Linked DNA regions of Homo sapiens: all the other regions are linked to region 2. Evidence: chromatin loops called from intact Hi-C (ENCODE). Cell type or tissue: HepG2. All regions are shown on one strand. Links, peaks and the distances in the headings refer to the core of each region. The heading gives the core; the rest is flanking DNA. Region 1 has its middle 52 kb from the start of IFNGR1. Region 2 has its middle 130 kb from the start of IFNGR1. Region 3 has its middle 76 kb from the start of LINC03004.

Region 1 (11,209 bases), core at 2,871-7,870, 83 kb after region 2:
CTTTTCCACCTCTTTCAAAGTAACTCTCAAGCATCTGAAAAACCCTCCAAACCATGGACAATTCCAGGGCTCCAAAATCCTTTAGTGAAGAGGTTGATAAACTGGGCTTATGGCAGGCCTTCCCACTGAAAAATCCATCAAGTCTCTCCCAAGGGTAAAAGTGCAGGCCCTTAGCTAAGGGCATGCTCTTGAATTGGCCATTTATTTCAAAATTCTCAAGAAAAGACAAAATGATCGTATTAGCTTGATGTTATGTTTTTGTTCAAGGACAATAAAAGGTCAGTAATTCACATGGAAGCAGAGGCTCAGACAGATTAAGTGACTGGTCCAAAGTCTCTCAGCCCATCCAGAACTCAGATCTCTGTTCGAAGGGCTGAGCTCTTTCTATAGTACTACTCTGCACTGAGTGTGTTCCATTTAATTTATTAAAAGTCATGTGTTGTTATACATTGAATGGCAAGTAAAGTTCACTATGTTTCTAATAACCCTATGGAATAAAAACTGCTTACAAATGAATGAAAACACAACAAAAAAGCAAGCAAAAAAACCTTGTCAGATTCTTTTAAATTCAATATACAAAAATGAAATTTTTATTTATTTTTAAACTCAAATATTTTGAAACTCTTGAGCCATAGATTAAATTAAGAGCAGGTTGTTTTAAAAATAATTTACTTTTACAACTCCATGAACATAACTGACTACAAAAACTTTTGTCAGTAATTAAAACATCTTGAAAATAAATCTTAAACATAGTGACATGTGTTTAAACTGATTGTATTAAATTTAAATGTAATGGGAGTTTTGGTTTTTTTTTTCCCCCCATAGACTGTACCTTAATTAAAATAAGAACTCTGACTTTTTCTCTGCATAATAAAATCAGACTTTTTTGAGATATTTATATTTTAAGATAAATTTTAACAGTATATCTCAATATATTATTATTATATGTGGTATGTTATATGTAAAATATATATGACCATGTAGTTGCTATCCAAAATGAAAATCACTTAAAATTACCTACTATATGTTGTTAATGATTGCTAAAACTAGTTAGTATAAAATATAACACCAGTATGGTTTTATCTATGAGATGTACAGTTTTGTGAAGTATCTCCGAACTGAAGTCAAATTAATTGGCTCTGTGTCTTTATGCAAATAAGCTCATAGCTTTGTTTTATTTATAGGATGACAAATGCAGTTTTGTTTTTTAAAAGTATTAGCCCTAGTGAATTAGCAGTGATATTAGTGACCAAAACCCCAATGATCAAAAGATTGGAAATCCCTTAAGATACTTTACCAGAAATATTAAAAAATATATTTTGCACCAGACAATACACCAACATAAAAATATTTTCTATTATGTTTTAAGTAAACAACACTGCATTTTACTGACACTTTTTAAGATGAAAAATATGATGATAATGTGCATAAAAACATTTTTGCTACATAAAGTTTAAAGGTGAAGCAATGAGAAGAATAAAGCTTTATCATTTTCACATTGTTGAAGGATACAGACATCTTAATTGTTAAATTATATCCATGAATCAATTTCAGTTTATTCAAGCATAAATATATCTATGAAAAAATTATTTTTATTATGTTATTGGAGATCTCTGTCTCATGTAGTTCCTCAAGAAATGATATAAAATGATTGATTTCCTAATGTATGTTCTTTTGCATGGATTTATTTAATAATCTCCCTGAATGTTGTTCTTTTTTTAAGAGCTTAGCAAATTTATTCTCAGTCAATGAATTTCATTATTTGTCCTTAGGATAATATTAATTAAATGCAAAACTCAGCATTTTATAATTTTTGTCAGAAAATATCAATTTTGCATAATACTACAAATTCTAATTATGAATATATTAAAAGAAAAATTGAAATATAGCTAGTAAATGTTCTATGATTAGATATATCAAACTACTATTTTTAAAGCAAATTTATAACAAGTCAGAAACATATTTCATTTCAATTGTAAATTTATTAGCAGGCATTTTCCCCACACACTTCTAAAGTAAACATAACTACACTGTAAGCAGAGGTGATTTGTTTTATTTCAGATAGTGTTTTTTAATTGTATTGTTTTAGTTCAAAACGTAATAGTAATGTCTGTACTGGTGCAGTGTTAAGTTCATGTTAACACTATTAAGAACCTTTCTGCCAAAGCAAAGTATCTGGGCTATGTTGCCAAAGATTTCAAATGAAGAAGAATTGTTTCTTAAAAATATTATCTAGTTAGCAAAGATCTTTTCTTTTTTTTTTTTAACTAAATGCAGAACTAATTTGTATTTTATTTATGGAAGATTATGATAATGCAGAATACAAATGTGATTTATTTTATGTGTAATTTCAATGTTATTTTATTAGATATAACATTTTATTTCTAGTGCTTTGGGTACTACGACATCAAAAACATATGTAGGTATATTTTACTGTTTAAAAATTTCAGATTTCTTATTCTACTTTAATGATATTAAAATAAAAGTATTTTATATAAGAATAAAATCACTTTATTAATTCTTAGATCTAACAATAAAATGTAAATTCATAAATAAAAAACTAGTGGGTATTCCATTTTAGTGAGAAATCTAAATTATGTTTTGAGTGTATTATCAAAATCTACCTTCAACAGGCCTTAATAATTTATGTCAGCAATTCTCATTATTTGCATATGGTATTATATATCCAAGATCATCCCCCCAAATTAATTAACAACCTTAGAGTTCACTGGGGTGAATAGATACAAAATAAACATACAAAATCCAGTAGCCATGGGATGACATAAACTACCTAGAAAAACCCTATAAGATATGGAGCAGATCTTATTTCTAGAAAACTATACACTTTTAGAGAGGAATAATAAAAGGTAAGTTTAAAATTTCCTGGCTAGAACAATGCATGACTGTAATTCCTCCTAAATTAACTCTCATGTGTTAATGAAGAATAAATAAAAATAACATGGCAATGAGATTTTATCTGAGATGAGAGACACTTCCCAAAATGATTCTGGAAGAATTAACAAGGAAGAATAGCTCAGTAATACTTGAAACTAACCAAGAAAGGAATGATGTGTTTAAAAATGTTAACTATTACAATATAAATTGTACGGTATTAATGAAAAAATTAAAAGATAGATTGATGGAACAAAACAGTTTTAAAAAATCCTACAATATAAGAAACTGGTATATTGTAAAAACAAATCATAAAGAAATGAAAAAAGATGATTTACTTATTCAACAAAACTTTAAAAAATTATCTATTTCAAGAACAATTAAGATAAGCACTCAACTTATACTGTACTAAAGGATTTATTAAAGACTTTAGTATAAACAATGAAATTCTAAAATACTGCATGAAACAGATGTGTATTTTTAACTGATATGAAGGTAAGACATTTCTAAGATAAAGGCGATGAAAGAGATTACATGACGTAATACAATCAAAACTTCTGTACATTTAAAAAAGCACAAAATAATAAAATGTAAAAGTAAATCTTTAATTGGATAGAAATAATTTTGACAAGAGGTTTCATTCTTAATTTATAATAAAAAGCTCTAAATGGGAAAATGTTAATTGCTATATATATATTTTTTGAGATGGAGTCTAACTCTGTCGCCCAGGCTGGAGTGCAGTGGTGTGATCTTGGCTCACTGCAACCTCCACCTCCCTGGTTCAAGCAATTCCCCTGCCTCAGCCTCCCGAGTAGCTGGGATTACAGGCATCTGCCACCACACCCGGTTGATTTTGTATTTTTGGTAGAGAAGGGGTTTCACCATGTTGGCCAGGATGGTCTGGGACTCCTGACCTCAGGCAATCCGCCCACCTCGGCTTCCCAAAGTGCTGGGATTACAGGCATGAGCCACCATGCCCGGCCGCAATAAATATATTTTTAAATGACCAAACTCACTAATAAAGAAAAATGCAATAAAAACACAATAAGGTATGATTTATAATCTGTATAATTGGCAAAATATGCTTTAATTGTTAATTCTCAACTAAAACAGGCACTTATCTGTTATTTGTAAGACTGTAAATTGATCTTAATTTTAGGAAAGGAAATTGACAATTATCTCAAAAATTTCATAGTTCTTAAGTAATTCTGCTTCTAAAGAAATACCATAATTAGACATAGGTTGACAAAGAAAAAATGAAAAATATAGACTTCGATTTGTTGAAGCAGATAGAAACTAATCTTACTGAGTATAGATTACTATTCTGACTTTAATGAAAGTAAATAATTCGACATTGAAAACTTTCTTATCAGCAGTTTACATTTGAGATTACAACATAAACTCAAATAGTTCAGGTAATTAATGTAAGATGAATCTTTTATTTGAATTATCAACAGTTATCTCAATTTATTTGCCTCACCTTCTATTGCAACCCTGATCATTGCTGATTTAGGGAACTGAGAAATGACTCGCATTATTCCTTTTACTGTTGGGCATTTCCTAGGTTTCACAATCCCTGGATAGGAAAAATTATAGGCTGAGAGAGAGAAAAAGAGAGAGAGAGAGAAAAAAAATGCCCTTGAAATCCAAACATGTTAAGCATATTATTTATAATGGAACATAAGCAAAAGGTAGAATTTTTAAAAACTGACAACCTTGCAACACCAGCAATTTCCTCTCCCTGATACATTTAAAGTTTTAATGAAAAAATAAACCACTTTTTCCAATGTTACGATGTAAACATAACATCATTCTGTATTAAAATTTATTTCATCTCTTTTTTTCAAGGAGGAGAAATAATGTCATTTTTCTTTGCAGAATAATTCTGAATTTTTCATGAGGGACTTAAAAATCTGTCAAGAAGATTATTAAATTAATAATGTAATAAATAATTTCACACTAAAGAAACAATTTAGCTCTAAACATCATACCATTTTGACAACGATCACCATTATCTGGGATTATATTGAACAAATTTCGTTCTTTTCTCCTAAATATGCCAAATCTTACAATGTTATACAATGACTAAAAAATTTTTTTCAATTCTGTATTCCACTACTCTTATAGGGAATAGTCTATACATGTTGATTTGAAAACTGAATTTTTCAACTTAAGCACTGGAAAAATGATACCTGTGAAAATATTAATTCTATTGGAGTTGTTTATATTCTTTTAGGTAGAACAGGATTACGTATTATCTTTTTTAAGAGAGTACTGTACTTTTAACAAAAATAAATAACAGATCAATAAAATTTTCTAATTTTCTCCTGGTTTTAAACCTAGGATATAGAGGCTTAAATGCCCAAAATAGGTTGCTATGTTGCATTGACATCTAGTGGATTATGGCAGCTATTACAAGGGTGAAGACAGCTCGCTTAGAACAATGCTAAAGCTGAAAGACGACTTAAAAGGTCACCTCTTGTCCAATCCAACATTTGGAAACTGAGGCAAAGAGAAAGTAAATTTGTCTGAAATAATTCAAGCATTATAAAGACATGTAAAGTAAATATAGTATTGCTTATGGTAAATAGAAACTCAATTTTAGGAGCAGAAAACAAATAGAAATACAGACTACAACACAAATTCAAATAGTTCAGGTAATTAATGCAAGATGAATCTTTTGTTTGAATTACCAACAGTTACTTCAATTTAATTGCTTCACCTTCTATTGCAACCCTCATCATTGCTGATTTAGGGAACTGAAAAATGACTAGCATTATTCATTTTGGGCATAGAAGATACAGTATTTTCCTCTTTTCTTACATGAAAGTTAGCATTATAGCATGCACAAAACTTATCTTGCTTTTTCCATTTAAGAATATGCATAAGTACACACATACATGTTTATATTTTCAAAATGAGATACTGGAAATTTAAATTAAATGTATTTGAAAGTGATTACGTGCACGGGGAGAGAGAGAATGGGGGAAGGGTTAGTGATGGAAGCAAGACTTTTCTGAATGGTGTGTTACATACGACTTCAGAATCATATAAACCTTTTACATTTGGAATCTTACAAATGTTCTATATTTTCTTTTTTAACTTTTATTTTTAAGCTCAGGGGTACATGTGCAGGTTTGTTATATAGGTAAACTTGTGTTATGGGGTTTTGTTGGACAGATTATTTCATCATCCAGGTATTAAGCCTAGTACCCATTAGTTTCCTGATTCTCTCCCTCCTCCCACCTTCCCCCCTCTGATAGGCCCCAGTGTGTGTTGTTCCCTTCTATGTGCCTGTTTTACACTTTCAAAAAATAAAATTAATCTAAAAAGAAAACAATCAATTCCCAACATAAAAATAAACTGAAATTAACACATTAATGGAATATCATGAAGGTGGTAACATGACCTTACAGAAGAAAGAATTATATCTGGTTACCTTTATGTTAGCTATAAAGTCTTAGTAGGATTAATGACAAAAAGAACTGTAACATTGTTTTAACTTCACTGAGTAATTTTCATTTGGATTTTATATTTTTTAACTAGTTTATACACATTATAGGACAAAGCAAATAGGTAACTATATTAATGTTGGTAGGAATCAAGATTTTCCGTGTAAGAGAAAAGGAAGACAAGAAAAAAAATTAAAGAACTTAAGTAGAAACCTTATATTGTTAATCTGAATTAAAAATATTACTATGTCCAACCCCACTAGAAACAAGAAAGAAATTACTATAAACTCTGAAAACACTTTTTTATTTAAAAAAACATGTATTTCTTAGCTCTGTTGACTGAAATGTTTAGAAGCACTGACAGCCCAATAGCAATGAGCACCCATATCACCTAGATTATGTCTCTAAACTCACTTCTCATTGAAAAGAATTAGGGCTCCCCAGAGAAATAGCTGATTTTAAGTCTAGGGCAAAGCTGATTTTAAGCCTGGGACAGCTTGCAATTGGGCCACTGGAGATTTCAGCACCCCAGCATTTTTTAGTATCTGAAATAATGAGAATTCTGATTAGGCCCTTGCTTGCTTGCAAATGTTAACCACTTGCTTTTTGCCCAAAATTCCTTGTTCCCACAATGTAATTATAAACTATAGATGTACCGTTCCTGTGCCAAGCAGCAGGAGATAACTCCAGTGTCACAAAAAAAGTTTGCAGAAAGAATGAATGCCTAGAGGGATGTCGTGACCAGCTGCTGATGCCAAGAAGTCTGGTTGCTCAAGGTGTTATCTCAGACTGAAGAAACAGACTTTTTTCCCCTAGATTTCCTGTAACTCCCCATCCTTTACTCTCCAGCCAAATAAAAACTCCCCGCCTCTTCTTTTTGTTAAGGTAGATTGGAGAGATTTTTGCCCTCCCACCTCATTTTGGGCAAATCAGATAAACCCTTCTCTATCTCCAAGCACCTTTGTGTCAGGGTTTGGCCTCAGCTGCATGCTGGGTACACGAGCCTGAATTTGGGGTTCTATGACATGCTTATGCCAGAAAGCAAGGAAAATACCAGCAGAACACACAGATCCACTTGAAGGTTTTCCGTTGTCAAATGTGACATCTGAGGATGTGAAAACAGTAATGACTACAACTGGTTGAAAAACATTGAATAAAGGCATATTTTATTTTATTGCACTTCACTTTATGATGCTATGCAGATGCGGATGTTTTTTACAAATTGAGGTTTTGTGGCAGCTGTGTGTTAAGCAAGTCTATAGGTGCCAACTTTCCACAACAGGTGCTCATCTCATGTCTCTGTGTCACATTTTGGCAATTATCACAATATTTCAAACTTTTTCATATTTTATCTATTATGGTGATCTGTGATCAGTGATCTTTGATGCTATTATTGTAGTTTTTGGGGGGTGCCATGAACCACGTTCATATAAGATGATGAACTTAATCAATAAATGTATGTTTTACCATGACTGCTCTACCAACCAGCCATTCCTCATCTCTCTCCTGCTTCTCAGGTCTCCCTATTCCCTGAGATACAATAATATTGAAATCAGGTCAGTTAGTAACTCCACAATGGTCTCTATGTGTTCAAGTGAAAATAAAAGTCACACATCTCTCACTTTAAATCCAATTCTAGAAATGATTACATTTAGCATGGAAGGCGTGTTGACAACCAAGGTAGCAGAGTAGCACTTTTACTTTCCAAGAACTTTTCTTTTGCACCAAACTTGACCTTTGCAGCAAACAGCCAACTTGTGAATGCAAAGGAAAAGTTCTTGAAGGAAAGTAAGTGCTACTCGGGTGGACACACAAACGCTAAGTAAAACAGCCCTATTGCTGGTATGGAAAAAGTTTGAGTGGACTCAATAGAAGATCAAGCCAGGCGCAACATTCCCTTAAGCAAAAGCCTAATCCAGAGCAACACCCTAACTTTCTTCAATTCTACGAAGGCTGAGAGAGATGAGTAAGCTGCAGAAGAAAAGTTGGAGCTAACAGAGGTCGGCTCATGAAGCTTAAGGAAGGAAGCCATCTCCATAACATAAAAGTACGAGGTGAGGCAGCAAGTGCTGATGGAGAAGCTGCAGCGTTATCCAGAAAAGCCAGCTAAGATCACTGATGAAGAGGGCAAAAGAAACATATTGTCTGTGGACAAAAAGCAGTCTTATATTAGAAGAAGATGCTCTTCAGAACTTTCATAGCTGGAGAAGAAAAGTCAGTGCCTGGCTTCAAAGCTTCAAGCAATAGCTGACTCTTTTGATTGGGGCTATTGCAGCTAGTGACCTAACATTGTAGCGAATGCTCATTTGCCATTTTGAAAACTCTAGGAAGAATTATGCTAAATCTGCTCTGCCTGCACTCTTTAAGTGGAACAACAAAACCTGGATGACAGCACATCTGTGTATAGCATGAATTGCTGAATATTTTAAGTCCGCTATTGAGACTTAATGCTCAGAAAAAAAAAGATTTCTTTCCAAATATTATCACTCACTGACAGTGCATCTAGTCACTCAAGAGCTCTGACAGAGATGTACAATGAGATGAATGTTATTCAACACAACATCCATTCTGTAGCCAATGAATCAAGGAGTAATTTCAACTTTCAAATCTTATTACTTAAGAAATACATTTCGGCCAGGTGTGGTGGCTCATGCCTGTAATCCCATCACTTTGGGAGGCTGAGGCGGGTGGATCACGAGGTCAAGAGATCGAGACCATCTGGCCAACATGGTGAAACCGCGTCTCTACTAAAAATACAAAGAAGAAGAGCTGGTTGAATGATGCTGTCACCATGAGGAAGTAATCAGGCAAACCTAGAATGTGGAACAATGTATATTCTATGCACATTGTTCTATGGGACAATTACACCAGGTTTTTTCAGTTAAGTCAATGGGAAGGGAAAAGAAGAGGGGAGAGGGGCTTGCTACAGATGTACAAGGGGGCATGACAACTGAATGTAACATGTGAGTCTCGCTTGGATCTTGATTTGGAAAAAAAAATCATCTTAAAAAGACATTTATTGGCCAGGCACAGTAGCTCACATCTGTAATCCCAGCACTTTGGGAGGCTGAGGCGGGCGGATCACCTGAGGTCAGGAGTTCGAGACCAGCCAGACCAATATGATGAAACCCTGTCTCTACTAAAAATACAAAAATTAGCCAGGCGTGGTGGCAGGCGCCTGTAATCTCAGCTACTCGGGAGGCTGAGACAGGAGAATCACTTGAACCTGGGAGGCAGAGGTTGCAGCAAGCCAAGATCACGCCATTACACTCCAGCCTGGGCAACAAGAGCAAAACTCCGTCCAAAAAAAAAAAAAAAAAAACAAGTTTATTAAACAGTCAATGAACTTTGAATATGGATGGACTGGGAATTAGATATTAATTAATTATTGTTATGAATTTAGGTGTGATAGTGGTAACTGGTTATATTTCCCTCTTTTAGGGACACATTGAAATACTAGGTGGTAAGTGCCATTTTGCCTGGAATTTGCTTTAAAATTCTTCAACAAAAAAGGGGTGCAAACAGGTGATTCAAGTGGGCAAAATGTTGATTATTTTAAAATCTGGATGGCTGCTGCTATGGATTGAATATGACTTGTATGTTCCCCACCAAATATTATGTTGAAATTTGATCCCCAGTGTGGTGATGTTGGGATGTGGGGTGCAGTGGGAGGAGTTCAGGTCATGGGTTATGAATGGTTTGGTGCTGTTCTCAGGGTAGTGAGTAAGTTCTCATGCTGTCCCGAGATGGATTGGTTTTGAGGGGATGGATTAGTTCCCAAGGGAGTGTGTTGCTCTAAAGCCAAGAGGCCCCCCAGGTTTGATCCATCTTTGCACCTGCCTGCCTGCCATTTGACCTTCTGCACCATGTTTTGATGGAGCACAAAAGTCCTCACCAGAAGCAGAGCAGATGCCAGCACCATGCTTCTTGCACAGGCTGCAGAACATGAACTAACTCAACCTCTTTCCTTACAAACCACCCAGCCACAGGTACGCCTTTATAGCAACACAAAACAGACTAAGCCAGCAGGAATATGGGGTTTTATCACACTCCTCTCTCCATTTGTGTGTATTTGAAATAAAGAGTTTTTAAGGAAAATGTAAAATTGTATGTGAGGTTAAAAAAGAACTGCTGCTCCTATGATGACGAATTTTGGGTTAATTCACCTGCTGTGAAGAGATGAAAAAAGAAAAAACGAAGACTTCACTTTGCTTCTCCTCTATATTTTTAGCAGTCTTTGGAGATTATTCTTACTGGGGAAGAAATTGCACTGAGTCAAAGGCATTTCCTTCTCAAGTGCTAATACGTTACCACACATTACCTCTTACACAGTTCCCTCCTCAAAGAAACATAAACATAGCATAACAGAAGAGAACAGCCTTTTGCGCCATTTTTCAGACACTGGCTCTCCTTGTCCCCTGAGGTTTTCTTCTTTCTGAGTGCACATTCCAGATGGCTGTGCTTTGAAATCCCACACCTGCTCCAACCCTGATCCTCTCCTAGAAACTCCTCTGAGGAGGCATCTCTGGTCTCCCAACCAGGGTGACCAACTCTCTTCTCTGTCCCTTCGTTTCCTTGCATACCCTCCCCGCAGCACTTAACATGTGATATGAAACGCATTTGTGTCTCTTCCCTGGACCATAAGCTCCCTTAGGGCAGGGACTCAGCCTTTTAAACATTTCTTTCCAGTGTCTAATATCTTCTGGCAAATAGCAGACTCTCAGTAGCTGCCAAATACATGCATGCTCTGGTACTATCTCCTGTAAGCCTCGGTAATCTTAACAAGGTTTCCACTATGAAAAATCTCTGTTCTTAATTTCCTTTATTAAGTATTAAGTTTTGGATGTTTCTGTCTAGCAAAAAGC
Region 2 (9,244 bases), core at 482-5,481:
TCTGCAGATTTATGGAAGGCATGTATCACATTCAGTGCATTTAATTTGTACAGTAGTTGGTGGTATAACTATTAGATTTGGAGTCAGAAAGCCTGGCTTTGATTATCTTTGTCACTTATTTTTGTGCCTCGGTTTACTTATCTATAAAATCAGTATATTACCTCTCGTTGTAAAAATAACACATGTGAGATCACTTTGTAAACTATAAAGAGGTATTATATGAAGTAAGATGTATTATGATGATTGTTACCCTATCAGAGGGAAGCCACATTGGAACCAAAGATGAAATCAAATATAATCAGCACAGCACTTAGGGGATGGAGGTCACAGTCAAATGTTTTAAATTCAAACATGATCTTACAAAGCCAGGATTATCAAGAATCATTGGAATCAGAGATTAGTTTATTATAATGTTTGCTTTAGCAGCAAATATTACTTAGGTTTCCATTAAGTATGAATGGTTGCCAATTAGTATAAATAGTGACTGTGATTGCCAAATAAAACTCTAATACAAATATTATCTGAGCTAATGAAACAGATGAACAAAAGTAAAACAAAATGGCTTTTTCATTTTTTATAGATAATGACTGGAACAAGTCACCACTGTGAGGTGGCCCTACCTGGCAGGGTACTCTCTCCTCTTTCCTCCTCCTGAAGAGACTTTCCCCATTTTTTAAATTTTTTTTTTATTTCTTGGTTTTAGGAGATGACAGCAAGCCTCATATTCCAAAAAATCTCTCTTCTAATTCCCCTTTCTTGTCTTCCTGAGAAGGAATTACTCCTTTGGGTCTCTTTCTTCTCATCCTTGCTTCGCCAGCGTTTTTCTCTAAACGTTCTGTTTTCATGAACTTACCCCACTCTAGTCTCTGCCAAATCAAGAGTTTCCTGAAATCTTCACTTCAACAGTAAAATGTGTAAAGGATGTTTTCTTCTGATTGTCTTACCTTTTCCTTCTGAACTTTTAATGGCAACTTGGAACATTTTTTTTTTTTTTTTTAAAAAAAGAAGTATCAGGGTAGAAGAAGAAACTAGACCCTTTTTAACATTCAGAAGTATGTAGATATAATGGACATTAAAAATAAAAGTATTATTCCCATCTTTAATGAATCAAAAGTTTTCTAATAGGGTTTTGTGAATTACAGACAGTATTTTTAATTCCGTAGAGGAAAGACTTAGGTTTGGCAGGAAGACAGTGTTAAGGCCCAAGATAATTAGTCTTTGACATGTTCCACATTCATGTGCTTGAAGGTATCCATTGGTTGGGATTAATTAGGACAAACTGACAAGCCGAAATGTAGGGAAGAGATCCTAGCAGCACTCATGGCATACACGTGCCATCGTGGCTTCACTTGGCATATTATTCTCAGAAAAAAATCTCGTTTCCTAAGTTTTCTCACCCTTCACAAATTCAATGTAAGAGTGCAGCTATTAACCCTTTCATCTAGGTCTCAGACTTTAGCCACCTCCTCTGCCAGCTCACACCTTGGTGGACTCAGAAGGACCAAACTTCAGCATCTAGATGGAAAGCATCTTGCCATATACATATATAAATCTTTTTCAGTAGCTATACGGTTATTTATAGTAATAATCCTTTGGGGACCTCAGACTCTCCTAGAGATTACTAAAAAAAAAAAAAAAATCTGTTTTCTTATAATGTGGACAAATCTTTCCATGTTTAGATAATAAAATTTGCTGGTGACTGCAGATTTGTTCTGCTTGGACATCCATTAAAAGCACCAGAGTCTAAGCCAGAAATGGCACCATAGGAGTAGTTTAGGCCTGAAGAATATTATGAATTGTAGATATCTACAGCACAGCAAAAGAGAATTTTCCCGTACTGGCTAGAGATTTCCTTTTCCTTCTGGATCAAACTAGGTAACAATTTAAACATTCTTGTTAGAATGGGATATGTTTGTTCTCATTGTAATTTAAGCCAATAATTATGTAGTCCTGCTCTTTTCATATCCCTTTTAAATTACTGTTCTAAAAAAAATCATCATCATCATTAATAGTACAAATTACCCATCCTAAGAAAAAATTAATTTTAAAATCATTTATGCACGTTTGCATTTATGATAAAAATTCCATGAAAACCGGAACTATAAAATATAATGTTGCCCCAGGACAAAATAGCACCAGTCTAAAGTAACTGACAGTAGAGCTGATGAAATCAGAAAATCAGCAAATAGAAATGCTGTAAAATTAACACTACCATTTTTGAACATCTAACTGCATAGCTTATCATTCGCTTTTTAAAATCTCTAATCTCCATAGCAACTCAGTAAGAAGTATTATGTTCCCAATTTTTATATGCTGAGACTAGGTTTAAAAGTGGGGCAACTGACCTAGGTCACTTATTAATTTTTGTCTGACCCTAAAGCCTATCTTTCCACTATGCCAACTATACTTCTGATCTCAAATATTTCCTTTCGTTTGGCTTCCAGAGTTAATCTATGTTTGTTTGAGAACGAAAAGCTAATTCCACAATGTGTAGCAGTAGGCAGTGAAGGAGAACATAAAGTAAGGAGAAAAATAAGTTAAGTCAAAATACATGAGTAAGACAGATGCACATTTTATAGTTAATTGAAACACAAAAAGCAAAGAAATGGGCTCTTGAATTATTTTTATTCCTCTGCTGAAGTGAAGGTAGGCAGAAATCCTAGTCTTTCCATAAATTATTTTTTTTCTTCTTATTCCAAAAGATGTTTGCATTCAGGGAAGCCTACCAAATTTAAGTATTTGTTAATTTTAACATTTTTAATATAATCAAGGAGAATTTAGTGAACTGCATTTGATTTTATGTGGTTCCTGAAATTTTGGGACATTAATTGTTTTTGTTTTATTCATAAACAGATAAATTGTGCCTTTGAAAATACATAAAGTGTTTGTTTTTTAAAAAAAGAAAGGTGTTTTGTGCTTACTAAAGAGCACTATGAAGAAGTCTAACATTCTGTGAATTAATTTAATTCATAGCTGATCTGTAGGGTTATGAAGTCTTATGGTATATTTTCTTTACTTCAAACGAAACCCCTTTCCATGCAAACCTCCCTGCATAGTGAGTTTCTGACTTGTTTTTCCAAGGCTAAAACCGCTCTGTGTATGGGTATCACCTGGGGCTCTCTCTGGCTGTGGAGCACAGGCTGAGTGTCCATATTGGAACTGCCAATTCTTTTGACGGCCCTGCCCGTTTCACTACTATTGGGCCACAACTCTTAATCAAAGTCACTTCAAAGACCCCAAACAGATTGATTCACATGTGAATGCTACCCAAACTGTCTTCAAAAGGAGGAGGGACTCTAGTCTTATGTTCCTTTGAACCTACTGTTGCTCATTTACTAGTATTTACTTTGCATGGCCTATGGCTGAACCATGGAAATTGGAAAACAAACTCCTATTCAGCAAGTCATGTCAAAGGTGACTGCAGAGCCAGAGAGTCAACTGTGGGACAGACATTCTTTCTGATCAGGAGGCCTCTTCTGCAGCGCTGCTGTCTCCACAGTTACATACCTGTCCATGGAAGCCTTTCGTTTATCTTGTCTATGTGGGAAGTCCTAGACGATGCCATCGATCTGGGAGATGAGAGAGATGCCCATATGACACTCCAACAATAGCTGTGGGGCAGGAAAAAAAGAAAAAGAAAAAGAAAATTAGCTGGACCCTGAACAAAGTTCTTTTGAGCTCTACTATGATTGTAGAGAAGATCCAATAGGCACTCTGTTCAGAAACATACTTCGTACACTTTCAGACACACAGTGAAGAAAGCATTTTCACTTAAGAACATAAAATGGGTACTGTCCAAGGATTCAGTGAAGAGGAAGACAGGAAATAACTACATCTCTGACTTTTCTTATGGTGGAAACTCAGACTCTCCCAGAAGAATGAAGCTGCAGCATGCATCACTGCCTCACAGTCATTTACGGTGAACATATTTCCTGTTGACTGTTCTTACAGTAGAATCAGGAAAGGGGTATGAAATGTGCCAGATGTGAATGGTTTGTGAGTTCTGTGATCCCCAAACCAGAGTTGCTGATATTATTATTAGTCTAGGTTGAACACTGAAAAATGTTAAGGTTATATTCCTCAGAGATATATCCAAGCATATTTTAAAGTTCATTTAGATCTGAAAAATTTAAGAACCCAGATTGAATTACATCTATTTTCTTTTCCTGGAAAAAAAAATACTTTGCATATATACATTTCTTATCTGATGGTGTTTTAAGGTTAAATGGTGAGAATTTTTCACAAGGCATGTGAAAGAGCCTCAGAAAAGTATAAAGGGCTTTGCACCATCTCAACCATCATCATCATCATTGCTAATAGAATCCTCTGGAAGCCTCGCTGACTGCCAAGTTTGTGATGGAAGCCAAGTCTCATTCATGTCACGAGAACTGAAATAAAGACGAAGTTTTTCTTATGGGAAGGTCCTTCTCTGACTAAGGGATTTGCTGCCAAACTCACAGTGCTGTCGTCAGCTGACCTTTGCGGCAAGGTGCAAAGTCCATCTGTTTACACAGACTTTTACTCCATAGGGGCTAATTTGAGATTAAATTTCTCGGACATGATAGAGAAGCAATGTGAATGTGAATGTTTATTTAGTGCTGGCTTTTCTGTCTAACATCACACTTTATAGATATTCCAAATGCCTCACAGAAATAGACCAATATATTCATTTAAAACACCATAAAATGTTATTTACAAGTCTAATTGAATAAATTATGTTAAATAAAAGGATAATAATTTTAAATACATACTGAGAATACAAATTCAAATACATTGTGGCAGAAATAGCACATTGTGTTTTAAATGATTGTGTTTTAATCACCATTTAGATATCAATATAGCTGAAATAAAAGCAGGTGAAGAGAAAAATATAGGAAAGTGTCCATTAAAAAGTCTTTTGGAGACCAGCCATGGCGGCTCATGCCTGCAATCCCAGCATTTTGAGAGGCCAAGGCAGGTGGATCGCTTGAGCCCAGGAGTTTGAGACCAGCCCGGGCAACATAGCAAAACCCCATCTGTACAAAAAATACAAAACATTAGTCAAGTATCATGATGCATGCCTGTAGTCCCAGCTACTCAGGAGGCTGAAGTGGGAGGATCACCTGAGCCTGGGAGGCAGAGGTTGCAGTGAGCCACAATCATGCCACTGCACCCCAGCCTGGGTGACAGAGTAAGACCTTGTCTCAAGAAAACAAAAAACAAAACAAAAAGTCCTATGGAGAGGCCAATGCCAATAACAGTGATTTCATGCATCTACTACACAGAATACTTCTCCACCCTTGGAGTTATTGCTATTGCAGAAGTCCTCTGCAAGGCTATCTCCATACGCAGCATCCTCAGATTCCACAACTCCAGTTAAAACCACAAACACATCACATCCTGACCTCATCAACCTTGGTTACGTCACTCTGGGGTGGTGTTTGCGGACACAAGGAAAGGAGAAGCAAGAAGCAAGCAGCTAGAGACATACCCGATAGAGGAGCTGGGTATCTCAGCCTCCACTCATTGTCTGTTTTCCACCCCGTCTTCCCCTCAAAGATCTGCTTTCTAGAATTTTCTCATTATACTATGAGTGAGAGACACTAGATTTGAAATATTTCCTTGTTATCATATCATTATCTAAAAATGTAAGTAAGCAGTAGTGACATGTATATTTTTACAGAATTAGTGGGAAATCTAGCCAAGAACACAACTTTTCTCTGTCTGTCAACCAAGTTTTTAATTCACCAGATCACATGAGCCCATGGACATATACCTGCCAGTGGGGGGACAGGTAATGGAAGTGATAAAGTGACTACTGGTATATAGAACTGAGGTAAATAACATTATGACTATATAATATTATAGGTCTTTAATTAGGTCTATTCAGCCTCAGGTTTAATTTTTAATCTACATTTTTCTTCTTCCTTTTTTTTTTTTTTTTTTTTTTTTTTTTTTTTTTTTTTTGAGACGGAGTTTCACTCTTGTTGCCCAGGCTGGAATGCAATGGCATGATCTCAGCTCACCGCAACCTCTGCCTCCCAGGTTCAAGCAATTCTCTTGCCTCAGCCTCCTGAGTAGCTGGGATTATAGGCATGCACCACCACACCCAGCTAATTTTATACTTTTAGTAGAGACGGAGTTTCTCCGTGTTGGTCAGGCTGGTCTTGAACTCCCGATCTCAGGTGATCCACCTGCCTCAGCCTCCCAAAGTGCTGAGATTACAGGTGTGAGCCACTGCACCTGGCCCATTTTTCTCCTTTTTAAGACAAATCTGTGCACTGAACTGCAGTTGTTATTTGCTGGAGATTGCTTGTTCAGTAATAATGAATAAAAATATTTGACATTTGGCCAGACATGGTAGCTCACACCTGTAATCCCAGTGCTTTAGGAGGTTGAGGCAGGAGGATTGCTTGAGGCCAGGAGTTCAAGACCAGCCTGGGCAACATAGCAAGACCCTACCTCTACAAAAAATTTAAAAATTAGCTGAGTGTGATGGCATGTGTCTGTAGTCCTAGCTACTTGGGAGGCTGAGGCAGTATTGCCTGTGCCTGGGAGTTCGAGGCTGCAGTGAGCTATGATCACACCACTTCACTCCAGCCTAGGCCACAAAGCAAGGTCCTGTCTCGAAAAAGAAATCTAACATTGATGGGCATTTCCACTTTGCCAAGTACAACTCTAAGCACTTGATAAGACTTGCTTCATTTAACTGGCACAAGAACCCTGTGAGGTGGTGCCACTGTTATTGCTACCTTACAGATGAGGAAACTGAGGCCTAAAGAACTGAGTAACTAGCTAGTAAACAAGGAGCTGGGATGACTCCAGAGACTGCATTATTAATCTCTGTGCCCTGCTGCTTCTTCAACGCAATTTGTATCCACTGAAAATCCAATGGACTGGGTGGAACATCAGTACCCGCTGAACTGGGGAGACTGTTAATTAGTGAGGAGACAAATCAAAGGAACAGCTTGGAACATAGCTACACACAAACTAAGGACTGACCCGTTGTGAGATAACCAAGGGAACATCTGCCAAAAACAGCCTGTTCTGATGTACAAAGATCATTTGTTATTTGCACAATAGACATTTGTATACAAATGAAGGCTGACATGAACTTAAACATTTTGCCCTGTGTTTGTCTTTGCCTTGTGTTCAAGCCAGCATTTAATCAGTTAAATGCTGTCTTTGAAATTTGGTTCACAGTGTTGGTTTCTAAAATCTACACGAACCAGAAGCCTACTGTCTCCGTCAGAATCGTGAGGAGCTCGGGAGAGGTGGTTTGGAGAATGGTGAAGTCTCAGTGTATCTGCTTTCAGTCTGTATTTGAGTCCCGAGTGTGGCTCTCTCATACCACTGATGTGCTTGTCTCTAAGTGAAGCCGACTGGAGCCTCGAATTTTTCTCCCTAGAACCCTTTTGACATTACGTGTGATAGAATGGAAATCTATCCCTGCTAGCAACAGGTGCAGCTTCAGGAAGAACACCATTCCACAGATAACAGGCATGCATATGTCTAGTGGATTTAATTAGACACAGTGCCCACTAGCAATTTCTGCAGATGTTCACATCAAATCACCTGAGCTAATTTTCTCATACTCTTCTGTTTAGCCTATTTTCTCACTCCCAAGTGTATGTACTCTCTCCTTAATCCTATGATGCCTACATGCAAACACACTTCCTTCTGCTCCTAGAATCCAGATACTTGATTCATTGTGTGATATTGAAGAGATTCCAATGCTGGTGGATGTTTAGTCTTCATTAAGAAATGCATATTATTCATGGTGAAGAGCTCTATCTGGAGGGTAGGGAAATAGTGGCTGTGTCTAGCTCGGAGTTCCAGTCTCTGATACAGAGAACGTGCACACTGGGTTCTCTGAGACATAGTCAGAAAGAACGGTGGCTGCATTTAACTGTCCTGCAGAAGCCCTTTGCTCAATCCAGTCCTTGTGGTCCCAGAAGTAAAGGCTTTTGCTAAAGAATGCAGCTTATTTCCCAAGGGTGTCTTACAGTATATGTACATAGCTAAATATACTGGATTAAAAAAACATAAGCATTTTCTAACAGAGTGAAAGAAGACTTGAACTAGTAAAGAGGCGATTTGGGAGCTTATCTCATGCCCATCCCTGTCTAGCTGGGTAATCTTCCTCTCTCGGCCTTAGTTTCTTTAGCTACAAAACAGTAAAGTAGAATGTTTTATTTTTAAGATTCCTTCTAACTTAAAAGCTGTATTTTAAATAGAGCCAAATTTCATTGTTTCTCTCTGCCCTAAAAGTGCAGCTCATGGCCCCACAATAACATTAGAGTAACAGACAGGCACTGAGGTTTACATAAATCCTTTAATCCACAACAGCTTTGTCAGACAGATATAGTTATTATCCCCATTTTACAAAGATTGTTCTCATGGGAAGATTTAAAATTAGTATCTCTAAAATAATAAAGAGAACTACAAGAAATCAGTAATGACACAAGCAGAGAAAAGGCCTAAAATGTGGTATGCGCCCACTCTGCTTCCTTTTGCTCTCTGTCTCCTTGAGCCTCAACTAAATCCATAAAATGGGTATATACGACCTCTCTGAGCAAAAAGCAGAAGCTGAAAACAGATGAATTCCTCGGAGTGCCTCCAGATCTAAAATAAATGCTCATGCCCCCATGGTCTCTTTTAATTGGCTGTGGAGGGGTTGGTTATTAGGAAGTCTAGGAAAATCTTCTTTAAAGAGCATTTGTAAACCAACTAAAAATAAGATGACAGCTGCATGGAAAATATCTGACCCTGAGTACAGTCGTCCCTTGGTATCTATGGGGAATTGGGTCTATCCTTGCCCTCCCCATACATACCAAAATCTGAGGATGCTCAAGTCCCTGATATAAAATGGTGTACTATTTGCATATAACCTACGTACATTCTCTTGTATATTTTTAATCATTTGTAGATTACTTATAATACCTAATGCAATGTAAATGCTAAGTAAATAGTTCTAGTGCTGTACTGATTTTTAAATTTATATTACTTTTATTGTTGTACTGTCATTTTAATTTTTTTTTTTTTTTTTGAGATGAAATTTTGCTCTGTCACCCAGGCTGGAGTGCAGCGGCATGATCTGAGCTCACTGCAACCTCCACCTCCTGAATTTAAGCAATCCTCCTGCCTCAGCCTCTCAAAATGCTGTGATTACAGGTGCACACCACCACACCTGGCTAATTTTTGTATTTTTAGTAGAGATAGGGTTTTGCCATGTTGGCCAGGCTGGTCTCAAACTCGTGGAGTC
Region 3 (11,209 bases), core at 3,689-8,688, 230 kb before region 2:
TGAAGGGATGTTGGATTTTATCAAATGCTTTGTATGCGTCTATTGAGATGATCATATTTTTTTTGTTTTTAATTCTATTTAGATGGTGAATAACATTTATTGATTTGTGAGTGTCAAACCATCCTTGTAACTCTGGAATAAAACTCACTTAATCATAATGAATTATTTTTGATGTGCTGTGGTTTGGTTTGCTAATATTTTGTTGAGGACTTTGGCATCTATGTTATTCAGGAATGTTAGCCTGTAGTTTTCTTTTTTTTGTTGTGTCCTTGCATGATTTTGGTATCAGTGACACTTGCATGTAGAATGAGTTAGGCAGAATTCTTTCTTTTCAATTTTTTGGAAGAGTTTCCATAAGATTGGTAACAGATTGATATGGTTTGGCTCTGTGTCCCCACCCAAATCTCACCTTCAATTGTAATAATCCCCATGTGTTATGGAAGGGACCCAGTGGGGGTAATTGAATCATGGGGATGGGTTTTTCCCATGCTGTTCTCATGATAGTGAATAAGTCTCACAAGATCTGATGTTTTATAAAGGGAAGTTCCCCTACACATGTTCCTCTTGCCTGCCACCATATAAAACATGACTTTGCTCCTCATTTGCCTTCTGCCATGATTGTGAGGCCTCCCAAGCCATGTGGAACTGTGAGTCAAGAAAGCCTCTTTCGTTTATAAATTACCCAGTCTCAGGTATGTCTTCATTAGCAGTGTGAGAATAGACTAATACCAGTAGAGTAGGGTGCTACTGCAAAGATACCTGAAAATATGGAAGTGATTCTGGAACTGGGTAACAGGCTGAGGGTGGAACAGTTTGGAGGGCTCAAAAGACAGGAAGATGTGGAAAAGTTTGGAACTTCTTAGAGACTTGTTGAATGGCTTTAACCAAAATGCTGATAGTGATATGGACAATAAAGTTCAGGCTGAGGTGGTCTTAGATGGAGATGAGGAACTTGTTGGAAACTGGAATAAATGTGACTCTTGCTATGTTTTAGCAGAGAGACTAGCAGCATTTTGCCCCTGCCCTAGAAATCTGTGGAACTTTGAACTTGAGAGAGATAATCTAGGGCATCTGGCAGAAGAAATTTCTAAGCAGCAAAGTGTTCAAGACATGACTTGGGTGCTGCTAAAAGCATTCCGTTTTATGTATTTACAAAGATATGGTTTGGAATTGGAATTTACATTTAAAAGGGAAGCAGAGCATAAAATTTGGAAAATTTGCAGCCTGATAATGCGATAGAAAAGAAAACCCCACTTTCTGAGGAGAAATTAAAGCTGGCTGCAGAAATTTGCATAGGTAATGAGGATCCAAATGTTAATTGCCAAGCCAGTGGGGAAAATGTCTCCAGGGTATAGCAGAGACCTTCCCAGTAGCCCCTCCCATCACAGGACTGGAGGCCTAGAAGGGAAAATATGTTTTGTGGGCCAGGCCCAGAGCCCCCCTATTGTGTGCAGCCTAGGGATTTGGTGCCCTGTGTCTCAGCCATTTCAGCTGTGGCTAAAAGGGGCCAACATACTGCTCAGGCTGTTGCTTCAGAGGGTGCAAGCCCCAAGTCTTGGCAACTTACACATGGTGTTGGGCCTGTGGGTGCACAGAAGTCAAGAATCAAGATTTGGGAACTTGGATTTCAGAGGGATTTCAGAGGATATATGGAAACACTTGGATGGTCAGGCAGAGGTATGCTGCAGAGGCAGAGCCCTCATGGAGAACCTCTGCTAGGGCAGTGCAGAAGGGAAATGTGGATTGGGAACCCCCACACTGAGTCACCACTGGGACACTTCCTAGTGGAGCTGTGAGAAGAGAGCCGCTATCCTCCAGAACCCAGAATGGTAGCTCCATGGACATCTTGCACCATGCACCTAGAAAAGCCACACTCAACACCAGCTCGTGAAAGCAGCTGGGAGGGAAGCTGTACCCTGCAAAGCCACAGGGACAGAGCTTCCCAAGGCCATGGGAACTGACCTCTTGCAATAGTGTGACCTAGATGTGAGATATGGAGTCAAAAGAGGTCATTTCGGAGCTTTAAGATTTGGCTGCCCTGCTGGATTTCAGACTTGCGTGGGGCCTGTAGCCCATTTGTTTTGGCCAATTTCTCGCATTTGGAATGGGTGTATTTACTCAATATCTGTAATTCTGTCGTGTCTAGAAAGTAACTAATTTGCTTTTGATTTTACAGGCTCATAGATGGAAGGAACCAGCCTTATTTCAGATGAGACTTTAGACTGTGGACTTTTGAATTAATGCTGAAATGAGTTAAGACTCTGGGGCACTGTTGGGAAGGCATGATTGGTTTTTGAAATGTGAGCACATGAGATTTGGGAAGAGCCAGGAGCAGAATGATATGGTTTGGCTCTGTGTCCTCACCCAAATCTCACCTTGAATTGTAATAATCCTTACATGTCATGAGAGGGACCTGGTGGGAGGGAATTGAATCATAAGGGCAGGTTTTTCCCATGCTGTTCTCAGGATAGTGAATAAGTCCCATGAGATCTGATGGTTTTAGAAAGGGCAGTTCCCCTGTACATGCTCCTCTTGCCTGCTGCCATGTAAGACATGACTTTGCTTCTCATTTGCCTTCTGCCATGATTGTGAGGCCTCCCCAGCCATGTGGAACTGTTAGTCAGTTAAACTGTTTTCATTTATAAATTACCCAGTCTCAGGTATGTCTTTATTAGCGGCATGAGAACAGACTAATACACATCTCTTCCTTGTATATCTCATAATATTTGTCTGTGAATCTCTGGTCCTGGGCTTTTTTTGTTGAAAGTTTGTTGTTTTTTTTTCTTTTTTTTCTTAATTACTTATTCACTTTCACTGCTCATTATTAGTTTGTTCAGGATTTCAATTCCTTCTTGATTAAATGTTGGGAGGTTGTACATTTCCAGGAATTTATTCATTTCCTCTAGGTTTTCTAGTTTGTATATATAGAGAGATTTATAATAATCTCTGATGATCTTATGCATTTCTGTGGTATCAGTTGTAATGCCAACTTTATAATTTTTGATTGTACTTAATTTGAATCTCCTCTCTTTTTTTCTTGGTTAGACTAATTACCTAGCTGTCTATCAATTTTGTCCATCAACCACCTTTTCACTTCATTGATCCTTTACATCATTTTTTTTGGTCTCAATCTCATTTAGCTCTGCTCTGAGAATAAACCAAGCACAAAGCCAGCAAAAGAAAGAAATAACATGTTGTTATTTCTTGTTATTTGCTTCTTTGGGTTTGGTTTGTTCTTGCTTTTCTAGTTCCTTGAGGTATAACATTAGATTGGTAATTGGAGATTTTTTTTGATGTAGCCATTTAACACTATAAAGTTTCCTTTTAGCACTGTTTTTGCTGTATCCCAGAAGTTTTGATATGTTGTGTCTCAATTTTCATTCATTTCAAAAATTTTTTATGTCTGCCTTAACTTCATTGTTTACTCAAAGTTGCTTAGTTTTTGTGTACTTATGTAGTTTTGAGAGTTTCTCTTGGTATTGATTCCTAATTTTATTCCACTATTTCTGAGAAGAAACTTGATATGACTTAAATTTTTAAAAATTTATTAAGATTTGCATTATGGCCAAGCACATGGTCAGTTTTGGAGAATGTTCTGTGCACAGATGAGAAAATGTATATCATGTGGTTGTTGGAAAGAATGATCTGTAAATGTCTATTAGGTTCTTTTGGTCTAGAGTCTAGTCTAAGTCCAGAGTTTCTTTGTTGATCTTCTGCTTTGATGAACTGCTTAGTGTTGTCAGCGGGGTGTCAAAGTTCCTCACTATTATTGTATTGTTGTCACTCTGTTTTCTTAGGTTTAGCAGTTTCTTAGATCTAGTAGTATGAATCTGGGTGCTCTGGTGTTGGGTGCATATATATTTAAGACAGTTAAATTTCTTGTTATATTGAACCCTTTATCATTATATAATGCTTTTCTTTTTTTGGTCTTTTTGTACTGTCATTGGTTTAAAGTCTGTTTTATCTGATATAAGAATGGCTACTCCTGCTCGGTTTTGTTTTCTATTCACATATGTCTTTTTTTCATTCCTTTATTTTGAGTCTGCAGGTGCCTTTAGCTATTAGGTTGGTCTCTTGTAGGCACCAGATGGTTGGGTTTTGTTTTGCCAGCTATGTCTTTTAAGAGGTGTATTCAGGCCATTTACATTCAAGGTTAGTATTGACATGTGAGGTTTTGTTCTTGTTAGAATTTTGTTAGCTAGTTGCCTTGGAGTCTCAATTGTATAATTGCTGTATAGGTTCTGTGAGCTTTCTACTTACATGTACTTTTATGATGACTAGTATTGTCCTTTCATTTCCATGTTTAGAACTCCTTTGAGCATTTCTTGTAGGACTGGTCTAGTGGTAATAAACTCCCTTAGCATTTGCTTGTCTAGGAAAGACTATTTCTCTTTAATTTATGAAGCTTAGTTTGGCAGGATATAAAATTCTTGGCTGACTTTTTTTTTTCTTTAATGAGGTGAAAAATAAATAGGCCCCCAATCTCTTCTTTCACAAGGCTTATGCTGAGAAGTCTGATGTTAGTCTCATGGGATTTCCTTTATAGGTGATTTGATGCTTCTTTCTAACTACTTTTAAGATTGCTCTTACACTTTGACCTTGGATAGTCTGATGATGATATGCCTTGGTGATGTTTATCTTGTAGAATATCTTCCTGATGTTCTCTAAATTTCTTGTATCTGGATGTCTATGTCTCCAGGGAAATTTTTCTGAATTATCCCTCAAATACTTTTCCCAAATTTCTTACTTTTTCTTCTTCTCCCTCAGGAATGCCTATAAATTACAGGTCTGGTCACCATATGGAACCACATATTTCTCAAACGTGTTTTTCATTAAAAAAATTCTTTGTTTTTGTCTGACTGGGTTAATTTGGAAGATCAGTCTTCAAGCTCTGAAATTCTTTATTTTGTTTCATGTAGTCTCTTGTTAAAGCTTTAAATTGTGTTTTGAAAATTCCTTCAGTGAATTTTTTATTTCCTGAAGGGTTTTTTCTCCTTTGTTTTTTTTTTTTGTTTTTTTTTTTTTTTTTGTATTTAAAATACATCTATCTTGTCTTTCCTATCCTGAATTGTTTTCCCGATTTCTTTGTGTTGGTTTTCAACTTTCTCTTGGATCTCATTGAGCTTCCTTACAATTCATACTTTGAATTCTTTATCTGTCATTTCAAAGTTTTCATTTTGGTTAGGATCCATTGCTACAGACCTAGTGTGGTCCTTTGAGGGTGTCACAAAATTCTGTTTCTTCATGCTGGTTTCTTGTGCTAGTTCTTCTCATCCGTGGAAGCTGCCACTTTTTATTTTTGAAGTTACTCTTTTGGAGTGGGATTTTTTCTTCTCTCCTTGAGGGTGTTACAGCTGTGTGTGTTGGGTAGGATTTGTTTCTGCATGCTTTTAGGGGCCCAAGGCTCCTTACGAATTCCTTGGTTATAGATAGCCTTAGTGTGGTTTTCTCAAATGGTAGTTATTTGTAGGTTGTAGTAGTGGAGTACTGTACATGTGGTCAGGCTGTCTGTCACCTACAGAGATGAGTAAGTTGAGGTCTGGGGAAGCTTATCTCCTTCCTTAGCACTGTGCACATCTGTTAGCAGGAAGTATATTGGGTTGTGCAGTTCACCCTACAGGCCAGTAGATAGCACTTGCGGGCAAAAGCCTGCTGACTGCTATACAATGATGTCAGTAGTTGTGAAACACTGTGCAGTTTGACCTCCTTGCCAGTAGGTGGCAACTGCAGATAAGAGGCAGTTACAGTGACGGCAGTGGAATTTTTACTTGACCTTTGTTAACGGGGTATGTGTCCCTGGTAATGGGCAGGGCATGGGGCTTTCAGGGATCCCATCTCACGTTCTGCTACCAAAGTGGCTATAGGGAGCAAAGCTGGGTAGGGCCTGGGTCAGCTGAACCCAGAACCAGGCTCTTAAGGCAGGTACAAGTGCTGACCTTAGCAGGGGTCTAGGGGAAGCTTTCAGGCCCCTACCCTGCCCCCACAGAGCCAGCTCAGGGGACCAGGGGCTGCCAGGGATTTTCAGCCTAGAAGGCGGCTGCAGGCCTGCACAGCTCTCACACACTGATTTGCTCTCCCTGCAGCAAATGGCTAGGGCAACAGGCTTGACTGGTTAGTCTAGTCCCAAGCTATCTGTGCCCAGATTGCCAAACCGTTCCTGGCGTTCAGGTCTGCTAGAACCCGTGGAGTAGAAACTGCCACTAAGAGACCCCACCCTTTCCTGTCTGGCCTCATGAAGGGAGGGACGCCCAGCTCCCCACACCATCACACTAACCCACTTCACACTCTTCTCTGTGTTCTGACAGTTGAGTTTCCTCCCCAACTCAAGGTCAGGCCACAGATCTCATCTCCCTACCCCTGGGCAGTGTGCTCCAGTCCTGGAGAACTGGACCCAGGCCAGCAGATTTATCCTTTGGCCCCTTGGGATCAAGCACCAGCTGTGATACAGAGGTGGACTACTCCCAGGTTACCAAGAAACCACTCAGGCTGGGCGATGGTGGCTATGCATTGGGCTTCCCCTGCAAGAATGGCCAGGCAGGCAGTCTTGGGAGGGACCAGCAGGCATGAGGGCATGTGGTTCGGATGCACACATGGCAGCGGGGCCTGTCTTGGGTGCATGAGCATGCGTGGACTTTGCTCTCTCCTGCAGGCAGATAGCAGAAACTGCAGCTGCTTAGGGAAGGATGCAGAGCTTTGTTGGGGATGGGGGAAGGTGGTTCCCAGAGTCACACTTTGCTGCAGCTGCCCAGCACACTGAAGCATTTTGGGATCCACTCAGGTTTAAGCAGTGCCTGTATGTATTCTCCACACAGCTCTCCCTACCATTCTGAAGGTCTGCTTGGGGGTCATGAGAAGTCTTCTAGCTAGGATCTCAAAGGTCCACCATGGGAATATGGTGCTCTGGGGTTCCTTTACTCACCCTTTCTTTGGGTCTGATCTAGGGGCCAGTCCTTGTCTTAGTTACACAGCAGATAACCTGCTTCATGAAAGCTTACCACTTTTCCATTGATGCATAGTTAGCATTTACCAACAAACCATCTCAGGTGTTTGCTGGGTTGTGTATCTAACCCTCTAATTTCAATACTTTAAACACATTTTGCTTTGATGAAATACAAGTGCTTTAATTTCTCAAACATGCTACTTGTCTTTCTTCTTATACATTTTTAAAGGCATGTGGAACAATTTTTGTCATTTCCAACGACAATCTACTTTTGAGACATTCTAATGTCTACTCTAAGCACACATTGTACAACATGAGTTCCTACTGGTGTTCATACTATTATAATTCTATGGAATTCTATGATCAAATATACTTGTACATGCTGTTATAGCCAGATTGATACCAGCTGGACTCTACAATTGAATCAAGATAACTAGGGAGTCAGTTCTGGTGCCCAGGGTAAGCAAGCAATATGAGCAGCCCCACTTATAGAATATTTCATAATGTCACCTTAATTTAGTTGTTTGTTCAACAAATATTATTGAATTGTCTATTATGGAGTAGGCACTGTGCTAGACACTGGGGAAACAGAGGTAATTAAGTACATGTTATGTAAATATTTAACCATTCCCTGTTATCTGTTTACCCCATAGTAAATGATATTTATGCTAGCTCTTAAATTAAGCAAACAAACAAATGCACAGTATTTTCTAAAATTCGCATGCTAAAAGTTTTATAGACCTATATGTAGTGTGACACTTATCCATATTATACTGAGAATGTAGCTGTTTGTGGTATTTATTGTTTGTTATGAATACAGGGTGAAAGTGAAGAATATGATTATTAATACTAGAATTACTTCTCTTTTTTTGAGAGAGAGAGGTTCGCTCTTGTTGCCTAGGCTGGAGGGCAATGGCGCGATCTCGGCTCACCACAACCTCCGCCTCCCGGGTTCAAGCGATTCTCCTGCCTCACCCTCGCGAGTAGCTGGGATTACAAGCGTGCACCTCCATGCCCAGGTAATTTTGTATTTTTAGTAGAGATGGGGTTTCTCCATGTTGGTCAGGCTTGTCATGAACTCTCAACCTCAGGTGATCCACCTGCCTCAGCCTCCCAAAATGCTGGGATTACAGGCGTGAACCACCGTGCCCGGCTTAAATGCTAGAATTATTAAATGACTACACAATATACCAGTTATTTTATCATATACGTCACTTGTAACTCCAGGATAAAAGCCCCGTACTTGCTATGGCTTTGATTCCAAATTTCTCTCTGTTCTCTTCCTACTTGGTGAGCTGAGCTGGATCACATGGAAGCAAAAGCACCAGAGAGTGGGTGAGGACTTTCTCAGGGCCTTTCCCATTTATGCCCCCTCCCTACCCACTCGCGCGCCACCCACGTTATATTCCTGGCCCTCCAAGTTACCAGTCTGACTGCTGAAACTCAGGGAAGATAAGAAAGAGTTTTTTCTACAAGGCAGTGGCTCTCCAGTTTTATAGAACATAAATTACATGGAGAGTTGTTAAAATGCAGATTCTTAGGCTCCATCCCCCAGAGAGTTTGATTCAGCAGAACAGAGTAGAGCTTAAGGATTCTGATGCAGGTGTCCTCTAATCCATACTGCCTGTAAAAGAAAAGGACACCCTCTCATTCCTTCACCAGCTACTTAAGAGAAAAAGGGTGATTCTCTCTCTCTCTCTTTCTTTCTCTCTCTCTGTCTCTCTCTCATACAGCCACCACACACACACACACAAAAGAAAAACGTACTCAAAAAAGAAGAAATTATAGCTTTGGTTCCATCTGTAATGGAATGATGAGCATTGTACTTATCCCATAGTAAATAGCTATAAAAACAGACAGAAGGTATGAAATGACTATTTGTAGGCATTGATTAACAGTGCCTAAAGTACAAGACCCAATTATATGTTGCTTGTAGGAGATATTTAAATATAAAGACACAGATAGATTAAAAGCAAAAGGTATGCCACGCAAACACTAATAATTTAAAAGCTGGAGTGGCTATAGTAGATTTCAAAGCAAGGAAGATTAGTGGCAATAATGAGGGATATTTAACAATGAAAGACATCTAGTTCATCAAGAAGACAGTAATCCTAAATGTGTATACATCTAATAAAAGAGCTTCAAAATATATGAAGCAAAAACCAAAGAGACTTAAAAAAAAGAAACAGACATATCTTCAGTTACAGTGCAAATTTACATTTTTCTCAGTAATTACTTGAACAAGTAGGCAAAAAAAACCAGTAAGGAAGGATATAAAAGATTTGAACAACTCTCAACCAATTTTCCCTAATTAGCATCTTTAGAACACTACCTCAATGGCTGCTGTAGAAACATTCTTTTCAGTTGCAGATGGAACATTCACCAAGATAGACCATATTCTGGCCCATAAAACAAATCTCAATAAATTTAAAAAGATTTAAATCTTACAGTGTATGTTTTCTGACCACAATAGAATTAAAGATCAATAACCAAAAGATAGTTGGAAAAAAGCCCAAGTATTTACAAATTAAGGGACATACTACTAAATAACTCACAGGTCAAGGAAAATTTTAAAATATTTTGAATTAAAGGCTGATAGCATCTTAAAATTTGTGGAATGCAGCTAAAGCCATGCTTAAAGGGAAATTTATAGCTATTATAGGGCAAAAGAAGTCAGACACAAGGCGATATATTGTGGGATTCCAATAGATGTAAAGTACAAAAACAGACAAAAAACAAATGCTCTTGGAAGTCAGGATAGTGGTTCCCCTGGGGCAGGTGTAGCCCTTTTAAGGACGTTATATTAGTCTGCTAGCACTGCAATAACAAAATATTAATCTAGGTGGCTTAAATAACAGACATGTATTTTCTCCCGGTTCTGGAGGCTGAAACTCTAAGATCAAGGTGCAGGTAGGGTTGGTTATTTCTGGCCTCCCTCCTTTGCTTCAGATGTCTGCCTTCTTGCTCCATCTTCACATGGCCTGTGACCTGTTGACACACATCCTTGGTGTCTCTTTCTCTTCTTATTAGGACACCAGTGCTATTGGATTAGGATCCCATCCTTATGAGCTCATTAACCTTAATTACCTTTTTAAAGGCCCTGTCTCCAAATACAGTCACACTGAGAATGGGGTCTTCAACATACAACTTTGAGAGAGACAGTCCAGTCATAATTGACACATAAGGACAGCTTCTGGAGTACTGGTTGTTTTCTGTTTCTTTTTTCTTTTTTAGAGATGCAGTCTCACTCTGTCGCCCGGGCTTGAGTGCAATGGTGAGATCTCGGCTCACTGCAACCTCCGCCTCCCAGGTTCAAGCAATTCTCCTGCCTCAGCCTCCCTAGTAGCTGGGATTACAGGCGTGCACCACCATGCCTGGCTAGGTTTTTGTTTGTTTGTTTGTTTGTTTTTTGCATTTTTAGTAGAGACGAGCTTTCACCATGTTGGCCAGGCTGGCCTCGAACTCCTGACCTCAAATGATCCACCTGCCTCAGCCTCCCAAAGTGTTAGAATTACAGGTGTGAGCCAATGTGCCTGGCCGTTTTCTGTTCCTTTATCTGAATGCTGGTTCCCTGTGTTACATCTGTACTCAATTTCTAAAAATTAATTGATCAGTTCACATATGGTAATGTACTTTTCTATATGTATATTAAAAGTTTAAATTAACTGTATAAATATAAAAAGGTATTTTTATAAGTATGTAAAAAAAGTTAAAATCAAAAAAGAATTCATCATGCAGAAAAGAGCGGCCCAGGATAGTTAGAGTGGTTGCCTCATGTACAGAATCTTGAAGAGCCTGGCTCTACAGTTAGCCAGACCACGTTTGAGACCCGGCTCCACCGTGTAGGGGTTAACAACTTACTTTTTCTGATCTCGGTTTCCTCAGATGTGAAGCAACCCACCTGGGAGAGCTGTTGTGAGAATGAAAACACTCAATTCACATTAGCAACATGATAATTTCACTGCTCTGCCTCCCTGCAGAGCTTCTCCCTGGGGGCACAGTTAAGGATGGGGAAGGAAGATATCCTTGAGCAAATCTCAAAGATGATGCAGACCATTTTCTAGAGTCTCGAATTCCACTGTATAGAGAAAAGTTTGTTTGAAAAGTTGGGAATTCATGCTGCTTTTGAAGAGATGCAGTCTCACTCTGTCTCCCGGGCTTGAGTGCAATGGTGAGATCTCGGCTCACTGCAACCTCCGCCTCCCGGGTTCAAGCAATTCTCCTGCCTCAGCCTCCCTAGTAGCTGGGATTACAGGCGTGCACCTGTAA

The links. A loop is a pair of places that touch in the nucleus more often than their neighbours do. Peaks named below come from ENCODE experiments on the same cell type or tissue, not always from the same donor. Only the 100,000 strongest peaks of a DNase experiment are listed, where the experiment ranks them.
Region 1: a loop joins it to region 2, with 2.3 times the contacts of the local background. A loop is called at or near these places in 3 of 110 quality-filtered maps.
Region 3: a loop joins it to region 2, with 3 times the contacts of the local background. A loop is called at or near these places in 10 of 110 quality-filtered maps.

Annotation. Positions count from the first base shown.
Region 1 is chr6:137,265,857-137,277,065 of GRCh38, reverse strand. No RefSeq gene overlaps it. Among named protein-coding and RNA genes, the nearest start is that of IFNGR1, 52 kb to the right of the region's middle. In HepG2, for the core only: a CTCF peak has its summit at 5,285 (motif pointing left); a DNase peak (open chromatin) is centred at 5,285.
Region 2 is chr6:137,348,232-137,357,475 of GRCh38, reverse strand. No RefSeq gene overlaps it. Among named protein-coding and RNA genes, the nearest start is that of IFNGR1, 130 kb to the right of the region's middle. RefSeq lists a cis regulatory region at 3,340-3,351, an enhancer at 3,273-3,417 and a silencer at 5,992-6,187. In HepG2, for the core only: no CTCF peak of the experiment used is centred there; DNase peaks (open chromatin) are centred at 2,432, 3,365, 4,465 and 5,385; H3K4me3 peaks cover 669 bases.
Region 3 is chr6:137,584,048-137,595,256 of GRCh38, reverse strand. No RefSeq gene overlaps it. Among named protein-coding and RNA genes, the nearest start is that of LINC03004, 76 kb to the left of the region's middle. RefSeq lists enhancers at 5,491-5,785, 5,508-6,135. In HepG2, for the core only: a CTCF peak has its summit at 5,671 (motif pointing right); a DNase peak (open chromatin) is centred at 5,666.